Linked DNA regions of Mus musculus: region 1 is linked to region 2. A link is a loop called in an ENCODE intact Hi-C map of the cell type or tissue named here. Cell type or tissue: heart. All regions are shown on one strand. Links, peaks and the distances in the headings refer to the core of each region. The heading gives the core; the rest is flanking DNA.

Region 1 (7,026 bases), core at 1,011-6,010, 87 kb before region 2:
AATCTGATAGGAATCAACTCTGGCCAACATCTGGGAGTTAGGCAAGGAAGTTCCCTTGCCCCAGACAGTATCAAGAGCAGATGCTGTAGCTCTACAGACTTTACCCTGATTTCCTTTTAAGACCACAGCCTGGTAGTGTGGAGACTTCTGGGCCCCATTAAAAAATTCACATAACATGGCCTTGCTCAGCTGCCCTCCAAGGGCCTAGGCAGAGTAAGTAGGAGGTGGCTGGCTAGCTTATGGAGCCTTCTTGCCAGGCTGATGGAGCCTTCCCCAGGGATGGCACTTCCTCACTTGCAGACTCAGTTCTCAGCAGCCACTGCTCCCCGGGTGGTCCTAGCTCCACTCCTCACTCTCTCACTTTTGGCCTTGGTCAGGAGAGAACATACAGCTGCCTGAGGGGATGGGGCTAGTAGGGGAGTGATTCAACAGGAGAAGGAAGATTCTTGTAATTCTAACAGAATGATGACTACACTGACAGCTACTAGCTACTCAGGGCTTTTTATGGGCTGTGTACCCAGCTATGTGTTTTTCATACATTAACTCTTTTAATTCTCACAAGGGCCTGCACAATAGCTATTACCATCTGCACTTTATAAATAAGGGGCTTAGAATAAAATAGCCTGTTCAGTCACAGAGGTGGCAGGAAGCAGAGCAGGCATTCAAAATCAAGTGAGTCTGACTCCTGTGCCTGCTCTAACCAATCACAACGAACAAAACTGCAGGACTGGGGTTGTGAATTGAGAGAGCAAGCCCAGACACGGCCCTTGGTAGCTCAGCTTTATCAGGCCTGGACCTATTTAGATAGACCAGTCTTGGGAGATGGCAGGTAAGGATAAAATAACTGTAACTGTCCTGAGAGGTTCTAGGGGGTTTAGGGTGCTGTCCACAAGCATCACTTACTTATCAATATCTGGCTATGAGGAGGAAGAAAAATTCACATTTATTTTGTTGCTCACAGGGTTAGCCTGGACAAGAGCAAGTGCAACAAGATGCTTGTTGGCTCACGGAGGAAGAGTGTCCTTGCCTGCTCTGACCAGGGATGGACAGTTAGTTAGCATTGGTTTGGAGTGAACAGGACTGAGGTCAAAGGAGGGTCAGAGAAGCTTGTCTGAGGTTTGTTCAGCTCTCATAGCAAACAAGGAAGTGCAGGGTTATGAAATTACACAGAACAGGGTAAGTAGGATTTCCCAGGGACCACTAACATAAAAGAACCCAGGAGACTCGTGGGAAAAGGAAGAAGTGGGCAGCCTGGTGTGGGTCACGAACCTTTGCCTGGTCAGTAAGCCTCAGAAGGAGAGTACAACCAGATCAGGCACCAGAGGTAGCCCACCCCTTCTAGGGTGGGAGGACAACCTCTTTGCCTAGCTATGCTTGTGCTGCCAGTCCTAGATGTTCAGAGGCATCTCTTATAACCACGCTGGAGAGCTGGCTTTGCTCATCCTCCACTGCCTACTTTTTTAGTCTTTTAGTATGGGAGAGATAAAGGAGATGTATAGACATCATGGGCCTGTTTCCCACACCGTCTAGAGCTGCAGGAGCACTGTTCTGCTTGCTAAAGTTGGACACCCCAATGGCTCTGGTAACTCCACTGTCTCCTCCCATGCTGACAGCTCATTCTTTCCCTTTATTCTCTGCCCAGGTTTCATCTAGAGAGTCTGGAATCATGGGCTTAGCTATGGCCCTGGAACCACCTCTGTCCTGGAAGCTGAGTCCTGTGTCATCAGGCATGGGGTGGAGTTCTCCAGCTATCCTAACGAAGCCAGGCCAAGACTGCTTCTCTGAAGACTCTGTTCCAAAGGTGGCCACTCTATCACTGCCTGAGATCCTAAACGACAGCTTCCAGCTGACATCTGGCTTCCTTGGCCTGTTGCTGATTTCATCCTTGTACCCCGCCCTGCTCCACTGGGCGCTTGAGACTGCTGTGGGCCAAATGACTGTGTTGGCCTATGGGTGACCTGGCCTCTGGCTAGAATTGCTTCCGTCCCTTCCCTCCATCCTATGTTTCTTTCTATCTAGGACCCTCATCTTTAATACTATGGAGTAAAGAGAAGAAAAGAGCCAACCTTCAGGCAAAAGTGAGACATGTATATACTCCCAGATAGTTACCCACACCCAGAAAAGCAGCAAGGAGGCTGCCATATGTACATATGCTCCATTTCTACCACACAGTCACAATGACGCTCAGTCCACAGGCGCCTCAGGGGTGTGGACAGCAATGTTCATTTCAACTGACAAACTGGGCACATACAGATGATCATCAGAGATCATCCCAGAAAGACATAGATGCACAACAGGGGAACTGCTAAGGAGGTCAGCAGGGATACATGGATGTGTACACAGGCAAACATGCTTGCGAACATGGGCGTGCACACATACGCGCTCTCTCTCTCGGTCTCTCTCTCTCTCTCTCTCTCTCTCACACACACACACACACACACACACACACACACACACACACACACACACACATACACACAGGCATGAGCAATGGAGGGAGGGAGGGAGGGAGAGAGAAAGACTGGAGTGAAGCAAGGGCTACAGGAACAATCAAGGGCAAACAAACAAGAGGAGAATTCCTTAATCACATCAGGATGTGCAGGAGGGAGGGAGTAAGAGAGAGAGAGCAGGCTGGGGGAGGGGTGATTTTCCACACGGGGCCAGCAATGTCAGCTCTTCCTGTACGTGAGCTGGAGGCTGGAGTTCAGGTCTGTGCTGTGCTGAGCTCCGCACATCTATAAACTTGATCCTTAGCCTGAACCCTAACACCCCTCACTCTACTCTCTTTCCTAAGCCTCCAGAGCTGAATATTATTAAACTCTTTCCTCCAATGCAACATTAAAAAGAAGCATCTGGAACTCGTAGATGGAGGCACTGGGGTGGACTGGCAGGAGGGGCACCAGCAGAGTGCACTCTTGAGAGGTTGCTGTCACCTCAACACACACTGAACTAAGCGAGAGGTTATAAATCATCTCAAGGGGAAGCTCCAGCCTGGGCAGCAGGGCACGGGGGAAGGGGAGCTTTCCCTCTGCCATAGCGGCTCTTCCCGAATAGTACCTCATCTTCCAGTTGTTTTCCCTCTTGGCTTCCCATTTCCTTTCCCATGGTGTCTGGGACGGGTGCCACTGACACATATTTTCCACCCTTGAATGCCAGCAGAGGCTCTTCTTGTCCACAAAGGGCTTCCAGAAAATACTTCAGCACTGTGACCCTTTTGCAGTCAGCTGCAATAACCTACAGGGCGAGAGGGAGAGAAGAAAAACAGCATTTTCTGAGAGGGAGGATGAAGACGAGAGACATTGCTAGCTGCAGGGCACATGAGAATTGTGTCAAAGTTACTGGGGAGGGAGGTAGTATGAGCAACAAGAGTGTATGGAGGAAAGCAAAGACCAAGGTCTTCTGAAGGAAGGAAGTCGCCAGGCCTTGCTTTAGGTCATCCCTGGGGCAGCAGACACCTCAGGACCAATGCCAGGTGCCCTCAGGGCTTGTACTTTTCTTTTATTAAAGTCCTATTATGAAAAACAAAACCCAGAAAATAATTTCTTCTAAGTTTGGAATATAAGTAAGAGGACGAGGAATGCATGGCAGCAGGTTGGCTACCACAAAGTACTGCTTTCTAGCACCCCTGGCACCCTGTTCCCAGACTCCCTCCAGGACAGTCTGCAGACTGAAAGATAAGCTTTCTTGCCTGTTTCATCTTAGCTAAGTCATTCTGAACTTCTCTGGATGGTTCCTGCCTCACCTGAGAATGGGCAGGAAATTATCAGGCTGAGAGGATGGGGCAGAGCAGGTGAGTTCACCAAAGCTCTGCCCTCCACAGTTCACACTAGTTGCTCCCATGTTGCTACAGCAGCACATATACAGTGCTGATTTAGCTGTTATATGAAGTATTATCCTGATCAGCTGTCAAGTCTGTCAGGGTCTCAGATGATGTGTCCTCAGTCACCTAGACTGGAATCCTCTCCACAAGACCACATATGCATGCCGTCACCTCTATTTGTGCCCATGTGTGCATTGTCCTCTTCCTTGCTATCTGTACCCTTCTCTTATTCGTTGGATTCTGGGGCCCTATCATGCCTATTGACTGGATGGTTGTCAACGAGGAGGTCCCTGCTTGATGTGCATCTAAGAAGCAGAGGACATTTTCTACACCATATTGGCCAGATATGACACAGAACAGCCCTTTAATCATCAGTGATTCCAAGACATGTTAAATGACCAAGACTCATTGTAAATTTTTATTTTATGTGCATGGGTGTTTTGCCTGCATGTATGTTTGTGTACCATCAATATGCCTGGTACACAAGGAATCCAGAACATATCATCAGATCCCCTGGAACTGGAGTTACGGATGGTTGTGAGCTGTGGATGCTGGGAATGGAACCCGGGTTTTCTGGAAGAGCAGCTAGTGTTCTTACCTGGTAAGTCATATCTCTAGCCCTACCCAATCACCCTCAGAGCCACTTTCCAGCCTCATTTCTGACTGCGAAGGGCAGGTGAAGGACTGATGTGGACGCTGGACTGTCAGGGCTCATCATTCCACTGTTGTACAGCTAACTCCTCCATGCAGAAGGCAAGCCCTCTAGTGCCAAAGATCACATCTTGTATTTCCCTAGCAAGGTGCTGTAAGAATCAAGTGACACACTACAGGCTCATGGAAAAGACTGGTAGGTGGAGAGAAACTCACTAGGACCACAGCAACAGGTGGTACAGGATGAGCCACGTCTTCTAAGACAAGGTGCAACGAGTCACCACTCTGCCAGGGAGAGTGCATACATACCAGACATCTGTGCCACAATTTCATTCTCTGCCATCTTTTACCCTGCCCAGATGGTACTTACCTATGGCTATTGCCACCGGAAGGTAAAATATTAGGCTAAGTATCTGACCACCACCGTCTAAGAGGCTTCCCTGAAGAGGCTTAGAGCCTCTAGAGCTTAAGGGGGCTGCTCCTGGATCTCTGAAGGGGTAAGGACAGGTAGCCTTGGCTCCATCCTGTGTATTCAAGCATGTGATGAGGAAGGTTAGAAATACAGAAGCAGGGGCTAAAAGGCATTAAAGAACAGAGCTGAAATGAGTAATAGCCTGGCAGGCAGCACGCACAGTGGCCTCCCTGCATCCCCAGTCTCTCACTTGCAGAGGAAACTTCTGCATTTCCACAAGACTGCCAGTTTCCTCTCTGTGGTCTAATTTTAACCACCTTGTCGTTACAGTGTGTGTCAGCCACCTGACCCTACTATGACCTCTGACCTTATGCCCCAGCTACTGCTCGCACTATAGAGAATTATGTAATGGATCCAGGACTTTCCTTTTTGGCATGAGACTGCTGCCACTGAATGGGTTGGGGGAGGAGGAAAAGGAGTAAGGAGAGGAGAGAGGATTTTGCAATGGTCCTTGGCACACCTGGATGGTGAAAGGGCTACAGGAGCCCCAGTTCAATCTATAGCAGAAACCTGCACAGGAGAAGACAGTGTCTCATGGTTATATGTTTGGACAAGTAGGAAGAAACACCGTTGTCATTAAGGCAGGCCCTGGGTGAGTAGATGGCTCAGGAAGCAGTGTGATTCCTGGCCAAGAGGGAGAAAGGCCACATGTGTGGACGTGGGACTCCTGGAGGTGGGGATTTCCAGGGCACAGCAGGAGCCTGGGGTGCAGACATCCTGAGCCTGCCTGTAGCACATCCTTAGAGGTTCAGTGGGAACTATCATGAAGAAAGACAAGGAACTCCCACCCTGCTCCAGTTTTCATTTGCACACCTTTTAGAATGAACCCAGTTTCCCTGAGTTTTGTCTGCTATGGTCATTCATTCTTGCCTTTAAGAGGAATGTCACTTACTGTGATTGGTAAGAGTTCTGCTTCACTGGGATATCTAAGAGGTCCAAAAAGGACTCTGTTTACATAGACAATTTACCCAGACTTTGTCTTCTCTTCATTGTAGTCCAACTAGCAGGGAGACCAACTAAGGCTGGATGCAGTATTCTTAAGTTTCTAAACTACAGCGTGGCAGTGAGAAATGAATTCAAGGTATTTAGTAAACTGGGAACATGACAGGCGTAATGTATAGGGCTTGCTCAAAGACACATGGAATCCTGTTTCCAGTTTGTTGGGCTGGTTGTGAGAGTATTCTGCCATGGTGTGAGAGGAATAAGCCTGGTGGAGAGAAAAACACAGCTCTCTTGACTCTGGGGTTCTACCGGAGGCTCTTGGGAATATTCTCCCATACAAAGGGGCTCTAGGAGTTGAGTCAGAGAGGGACAAAACAACAGTTTAATATGGTAAGGGATATATCAAAATAGAGAAAGACAGGCTGGAGATGGCTCAGCGATTAAGAGCATCGACTGTTCTTCCAAAGGTCCTGAGTTCAGTTCCCAGCAGCCACATGGTAGCTCACAATCATCTGTAATGGAATCAGATGCCCTCTTCTGGTGTGTCTGATGTCAGCTACAGTGTACTCTTCATGTATGTGTGTGTGCGCGCATACATCTATACATATACATACATATAATCAATCTTTAAAAAAGGATGGAGAAAGACTTTCAAACCAACTCCTTTAAAAAGCAAACTCCAAGACGATCTCCACGTAGCAGTAAAGTCTCTGGGGTTAAAGGGTAAAGGGGTCATATATTCTCTGGAAAGGAGAGAGTACCTATGAAATTTAGGATGTAATCTTCACAGTAACCCCTTCTCGACCATATTTTTCCATTTTGTATCAATTTCTAAGGCAGAGGATGTAAATGGTATGCCCACTGCCTTATTGGCAAACTCTCCTTGTTTCTGAGGCGAAAGCTGGGCATGATACAGTCCCTTTGGGTTATTACAACAGCGCTGGACTGGGGCTGAGAATGGGTGAAGGGCTGCTAGACTTTGAACCTTCTTGGTGTGCCTTTGCAGGGGCAGTCCTTGCCCTGGAGGATACTGTGTAGCCAACTGCCAAGAACTCCAGGGTTAATGAACAAAATGTCTCACATGAATCATTCCTGCTTCTAACAGAAAAGTGAGGCTTGATCAGGAAGAGCTGAAAGAAAA
Region 2 (7,026 bases), core at 1,241-6,240:
GGTTTGTTTTCTAAAGGACTGTTTATGTATAAATTATATTAATGCATAAATATAGAGACTTAGGCAGCACAGTAGTAACATCTCTTATAGGCCAGACATGGTGGCACATATCTTTAATCGTAGCACTCAAAAGGCAGAGGTAGAGTGTCTCTTTGGATTCTATGCCAGCCAGGGCTATATATTGAGGCCCTATCTCAAAAACAAACAAACAAACAAACAAACAAACAAACAAAGCAACCCCATATTTATAGGTCATGTTTAGAATTCAGTTTTTACTTTCTGTCTTGGTGTGGAAAATTGAACTCAAGGCTTAAAACAATTTTTTATTTTTTTTAATTTTGTGTTCACTGGTGTTTTACCTGGACATTGTCTGTGTGAGGGTGTTGGGTCCCATGGAAGTGAGGTTATAGACAGTTGTGAGCTGCCATGAAAGTGCTAGGCTAGGCAAGTACTCCATCCTGGTCAGATCCCAACCCCGAACGTCAGTTACTGACTTAACAAAATCACTTCTGTATCTATTATGCATTTCATCTTGATTGAAGAGTTCTTCCTCCTTTTTGTAGTGACACATACCTTATCTTAGCACTTGGGAGATTGAGACAGGAGGACTAGAAGTTTAAGGCCAGCCTCTGCTACACAGCCATTCTGGGGTCAGCCTGGGTATATGTGAGACACTTCCGCAAAACAACAAAACTTTAAAATAACATTCATCTAAAAAAAAAAAGACTTCCTCTTGAGAAGCCAATCATGGACTACTCCCCAAAGGGCTCTCCTCTTGGGAGTAGGATGCCACAGACTCTCTGAAAAGTGCCTTAGCACAGGAGACTGTTAATTCCCCACGAGTGTGATGGAACAACCCAGAATGCCCTACTCTCCACTGGCTAAAGACCCAACTGTTAAACTAGACTCTCCACAGTCCCCACCAGGGTAACAGGGAATGGCTTTTGTTTTCTATAAACAGACAAGAAAAAAGTCAAGTTAAAACACTCCTTAGAGGAAGGAAAATAGAAACCAGGCAGCGAGGAATGCTTCATATTCCTAAAAGCTTTTTTTGTACGTTAACACATGGTGTCTGCTTCTCTCTAGTCACCTATTTATCACTCTCCTCCTTAGAGAAGGGAAAAAGCCCTGGCTGTTTTCCTAGTGCAGAGTTCTGTGGCTGGGGAAGGAGGGAGAGGGAAGGAAGGAGGGTGCTTTAAGCATGATGCAAACCATTTGGAGCTGAGTAAGAGCACTGCCAACACAAGCTGCACTATTTAAACATGTGAGGAAATGATCGTATATACAACATGCCAGGAGCTCTGCGCTCTCTCTCCTCCACCCCCCTCTTCCTCCCTCCCTCCCTCCCTCCTTTCCTTCCCCCCCTTCATTTCTCTCTCTCATACACATACACAGGAGACACCCCCCCCCCCAAAGGAAGTTGAGAGGGATTTTTTTTCAGGACACAGAACTGGATGTCAGCGGCTAAAAGGTCGATATTTTCCCTTAACACCCTTCTCAATGACTTAATCATGTTCCGTTTGCACAGAAAACTTCCCAAGAATAAAGTCTGGAGAATTAAGAGAGTGGGTAAATGGGAAGGGATGTTTGGCCTGCAGCTGACCTTATCCGAGGTTTTCTCCACGTAGCAGGGGTCCTGAGGGGCAGCCAGCAAGGGGACAAAGCCAGAGAGAAGCCGATCCTCTTCCAGGATAAGCAGGGTGAGGTCATCATCTGGGTCCTTGTACAGTGGCACCTCAGACTGATTGACTGCAGTCAGTATGTTACAGAAATCAGCTAGTGTTGACCAGACATCCACAGCAACCCTGTGAGAAACAAGACAAGAAAAGAAGAACGGTTCTAAAGAGGTCGGTGAAAGTGTTCTTCCTGCTCTGGGAATGGAAAGGGACTTGCAACAAAAGCTGTAAGGCTGGCTGGCAGCTCCCAAGAAATATTATCAAAAATGTAATATTAAGTTGTGCCCATAGCTACCATCTATGTGTGTGTACTCTCTATGTAAAGGTGAAATTGATCGGGGGACTTTTAATCCTAACCAGAGAGAAAGAAAAAGAATTTGGAGAACCAGTTGCCTAATGCTGGTTCTGTCACCTTTCCAGACAGTATGATGAGACACTTTAAACAGTCTAGATACCCAGTGCCTACGGCAGCTCTCAGAAGTCCCTGCTCTTGCATAGTCAAGTATATACCACACAGACAGAAACTGGGCACTAGCCTCTCTCCTTCAGCCACAGGCACACAGGGAGTAGTCACACTGTGTAGTCACGTAGGCTTCCCTCTTAGAAATACTTTATAAAGTAATTCTCTATATGTAAGCAGTAAAATGAATACATGTCCAAGAAAATCCCCCTTCCTGTCTTGCCAAAGTCTGCTCTGGAAGGGAAAGCTTCTTGCTCATTTCAATGCTATCTTGGCTGTCCCACGCCTTCTTCCTTCTCTCACTTGTACATTAGACACAGGATGACTAACCATCCTGGGACTGTCCAAGTTTTAGCACTAAAATTTTCACATCTCTTAAGTCCCCTAGTCCAACACAGACCAGGATGCTTGGTCAGCCAGTCCCACATCATCGGGTTCTGGATAAACCTGAGAAGAAAACTAAAACTACAAAATCTCTCTCTCTACTTAAAACTCCAAGGTAGAATTATAGAAAGAAGGTTCATTTAGTTCATACCATCACCTATTGTGGCTCAGACTGTTTGGTGGGTGCTAAACATCACCTAAACTTTGCCTGCCTAAGTGAACCTCAATTGTAATTGTATCCAATGGTTGCCAAGTTTACAGACTTGATTTTCTCCTCCAGAAAAGCTTCTAACCCAGGAGATGGAATAGCATCTACCCTCTAGATGCTAAGATGTTAGAAATACTATAAAAAACAAATAGAAAACAAAACAACAAGAAAACTCCACAGGAAAGACTGAGTACGAAGAAACTCTATGCCAATAAGTTCTAAGGGTCCCCTGAAATCTCCCAGGGGTACTGTCCATGAGCCTACAGGGTAGGCTGAGACCTATGCCATTAAACCCCCAACTCCCATTCCAAGATGACAGGAAAGAGGGCATTCCAGGAATTGCCACTGAGAGCCATGGGGACTCCCTCCCTCACCAGCTCCAGGTGGAAGGAGGCTGAGGTGGTTTATTTACTGAGATCACTACACTAGGAAAAGGCAATGAAATGAAACATCTTGTTTTCAAGAGCGTCCTGGGAACCAGGCGGAACATGGTCCCATTAATCATACAACGGCACATAATCAACACACGTGTACTGCAGAACCAAGTCACTTCCCAGGCTTTGCCTAGCAAGAAGAACACGTTTGGGAAGAATCACCAGGGGGATGCAGGTTTTCTAAAGCCCTCTGCATGGACACCAACAACCAGACTCATTCACAAAGCTCCATCTTTTGGCTCAGCTGAGTTTGGCTGTCAGAAATGTTTAAATATGGAAAAAAATAAACAGTTGCAACACGTTTTTCTGTGCAGAAATCTGCCTGGGCTCCTCTGTGATGTAATGGGAAACGCGGCACTCAGGCTACCAGCTGTAGAATAAACAGAACTTTGAGGGTTAAAAGGAACTGAACTTTCCACGACCCCATCTGCAGAGAAGAAAATAATAAGAGGAATGATGCACTGCCCCACAGCTCTGATAGTTTATCCTCCGGTCCGGCTGCAGAGACAAGCACCGGATGTGATAGGGCTGCTCAGGGCTGCCTCTGAGGTTAGTGCTGCCCATGGGAGACACACAGGGAGGCTCTTCCAGTTCCCTGCTTCCTCCCCCAGTGCCCTGCTGGCCACTTGAGCCCACTGCCTGAGTCTGATCCCACAGCGTGGTGAGCTTTGGCCAACAGGCACTGCTTGGCTGCAGAGCAGCAATTTGGAAAATAAACAGGAAAAACGCCAGTAAGAAGGAAGAAGGTGAAAAGTCTCCCATCTGAATTCTTGGCTTGGAGGTCATGGTTGGTGCTAAACAGGTCAAGGCTGCTTGAGGACATAGTTAGGGATGAGGGTGTAGGCAGTAGTATCCCCAGCCAGAGAGAGGCGGCAGAAAATCACCCACAGTTTCCTCAGTGGGAGGCCCCACATCCCTCTCATCCTCCCACCCTTACCATCTTGGATCCAAGAAGAAGAAATATGTGGTACCATGTGGTTCTCATTACCATGCTCTCCTGTCCCCTAAGGCTCAGATAAAGCAAACTGACTCCTCCCAGAGACTGCTGCTCATCACTAGGGACTCCTGCCCACCTCTATCTTTTGCCCATTACTACTCACCTTGTGCCAAAACCTTATGACACACTGCAGTGATAAGGTAGATGAGAGTTCTTACCCTGTTGATTTTGTAAGACAGCAGCTGGGGCCAAAAGACATGGGAAGTGCCCTGAGTTCCCAAGTCAGAAATATAAATAAAAGCAGTCCAAGGGTCAAGCTAGACTGATCAGAATCAAGGAGATATAAAAAATGCTTCAATGAAAAGTCACTCCAATCAGGTCAGCCTGATCTTGTTGGTACCCATGGGCCAACCTGTGACAAAGGTATGGGAAATAAGAATCAAGAAACTAACGACGACGACGATGATGACGAGGAGGAGGAGGAGGAGGAGGAGGAGGAGGAGGAGGAGGAGGAGGAGGAGGAGGAGGAGGAGGAGAAAGAGATGTTCTCCAAAAACCCAGGTGAGAGGCCTGAACTGAAAAGCTAATATCTGCGAGAGGATGATGTAAGGGTTGAGAGGTCAATTCCATGCGTGAACAGTTTCCTGTTTAAGCAGAAGGGGGACGTCTTGAATTTTTTCCCCATGTTTCTTTCTTATCCTAATAAGAAGCGCCATTTAACCTTCACCTCATAGCAGCCCTTGAAGCCTTAGGAGTCCAGGTTGATGGAAGGGCACAAAGTAAAATCCTTGTGGCTATGAAGAGCTTGAAGATACTTGAGAACATGTGGGGTTCAGTCAAGCCCCTCTGCCACCCATTCCTATCTAGCTTTTTGCTGAGGAGACCGAAGGTTATAGGTGGGTAGAAGGGTATGAAGAGCCTCACTCTGTAGTCCAGGCTGCCTTGGAACTCACCATGTAGCCCTGACTGGCTTCAAAGCCTCAGTGATCCTGACTGCTGGGATCACAGGTATATGGTCCTATGCTTGGCTTAGACAAATCCTTCTGGCTTCTTCTGGTTCAACTTGTATTTGAAGAATGTACCAGAGCCTACAAAATCTCACTAAAGTTAGGGTACACTCTTCACCAAGCAGACACAAATCAGCCTGAGAATATGAAACTGTATTCAATAAACCCATTTATGGCTCCCAGAATGGCGACAATGAAGTCTCTCAGAAGCTGGGGTGTGATTAGTGTTCAGGGATCAGCAGTTGCAAAGTGACCCACTAGCCCAACCTCGAAGAACACACCACACACTAGGAAAGCAGAGCTCTGGCTGTAGTCTGAATGCCAGATCCTAGCCTGAGACAGACCAGCAATGACTAGTTAGAGGTATGCACTCAGTACCAAGGTTCACTACAGACATGCATTCACTTACTCCACCAGCAAGGGGTGGGGTGGGGGAAGAGTTAATTTACTTTTTATTGCCTCAGAATTCCAAGGTTTAATGTAGCTGTCAGTTTGAGTGCAGTGCAGCTGCTGGCCGATACAATGCAGCCCAGGCCAGCCCAGGTGACTGGGGAAACACATTTCACAGAAATGAACCAACACACACTCTTGGCTGGTTGTTTGGAGGATATTGACTTGGGGAATCAGATTAACCCTTCAGGCTAGGGTTAGTTCTGCAAATAGCATTAGAAAGCTATTCAGTCCAGGGAATTGAGAAGCTTGTTCTCTAGTGAGCCCACAGTTTTTTGTGTTTCTATAGTTCTCACAGGTGATGCTATACAGCTATGTGCCCTGCAAGACTGAGGTGTGGAACATATGAGACATGGTATACCACAGTCATCATCTCCTTGTCTGAAATGCGGAAAGAGAGAAAGGTCTGCTATCTGCCAGGGAAAGTCAGGTAGAACTGTTTCCAGAGCTCCAACAGACAGGATTAAGGAATGGCAAAAGGTTGGAATGGTCTGACCAGGGCTCAGTCTGTCTTTCTAGAAAGACCAAGGAAGACTAAGCATTCACACACTTCTTCATATTTTTACTGGGGGAATAGGCTGACTGGTGATTAATATCAAGTACAATGACCCCATGTTACAAGCCTGCAGGGGCCTGTGGAGGTGGCCGTTTCCTGTGTAATACCAGCTTGTTTAAACACTAACATTCAAACTCCACAGCTGCAGAACAAACCCGGAAAGAGGTGAGTGAGAAGAAGCCCTGCATTGTGTTTCAGAGCTATGGAAGATCAGAGAGGTTGTACAGATGGGAAACAAGTTGGGTTTTGGGTTCCTGGGGTGAAGAAATCTGGAAACAGCCAAGGTGGTATAGAAAGTAGGTACAAGGAAGCTAAAAGCCCAGTGAGCACAAATTCATGGGAAAGGCAAAAAACAATCAAACAAATGTTCAATGGCATATATTATCTGCTTAAAAAAATGTATTTCCCTTTGGGAACCCAACTCTCTGGATCTATAGACAACATTAATCCCTGGTTGCCCTGGAACATTTCTTACTTAACTGCAGGAAAATGGCAGGGTATAAGCAGCTAGTTGCAGAAATGGTTCTAAACCTAACAAGTCTAGTGGTGCTACAAGAATAATATCTTAGGCATAAAATGTTAGTAAGTCCTGCCCAAAGCCTGTTTGTAGTGGGATGAGTCCACAGTTCTGGAACTTCAGTGACAAGAACTATAATAGGCTATAAGGGTGGAGATGCAGCTCTCTCACTGAGATACAGGAACCACAAAATCTGTGTTTTAGATGCTGCCACAACACAAAGAGATCAGTATTCTAGGAGGTAAGGCAAGTAGCAAGATACCTTGCTTCACGAATACGAGATGCCTACTAGGTAACCTAGTTGAAGATTATCCCTTCAACAGTCATAGTTCATATAAAAGCAAGTCAACTAGGTCCTTTGTGAAAGAAAGTATTCAGCCCTAATCAGTTCTGTCTA

Evidence for each region. A loop is a pair of places that touch in the nucleus more often than their neighbours do. Peaks named below come from ENCODE experiments on the same cell type or tissue, not always from the same donor. Only the 100,000 strongest peaks of a DNase experiment are listed, where the experiment ranks them.
Region 1: it touches region 2 in a loop (2.3-fold over the local background); 1 of 42 quality-filtered maps calls a loop at or near these places.

The regions. Positions count from the first base shown.
Region 1 is chr11:75,135,401-75,142,426 of GRCm38, reverse strand. Smg6 (Smg-6 homolog, nonsense mediated mRNA decay factor (C. elegans)) reads right to left here. Exons shown (of 19, transcript NM_001002764.2): 14 at 3,058-3,234. Among named protein-coding and RNA genes, the nearest start is that of Gm51907, 7.1 kb to the right of the region's middle. In heart, for the core only: a CTCF peak has its summit at 2,911; DNase peaks (open chromatin) are centred at 1,816, 3,116, 5,196, 5,576 and 1 weaker place; H3K4me3 peaks cover 454 bases; H3K27ac peaks cover 4,181 bases.
Region 2 is chr11:75,048,541-75,055,566 of GRCm38, reverse strand. Smg6 (Smg-6 homolog, nonsense mediated mRNA decay factor (C. elegans)) reads right to left here. Exons shown (of 19, transcript NM_001002764.2): 13 at 1,604-1,805. Among named protein-coding and RNA genes, the nearest start is that of Gm51907, 80 kb to the left of the region's middle. In heart, for the core only: a CTCF peak has its summit at 3,782; DNase peaks (open chromatin) are centred at 1,636, 3,186 and 3,696; H3K27ac peaks cover 4,671 bases.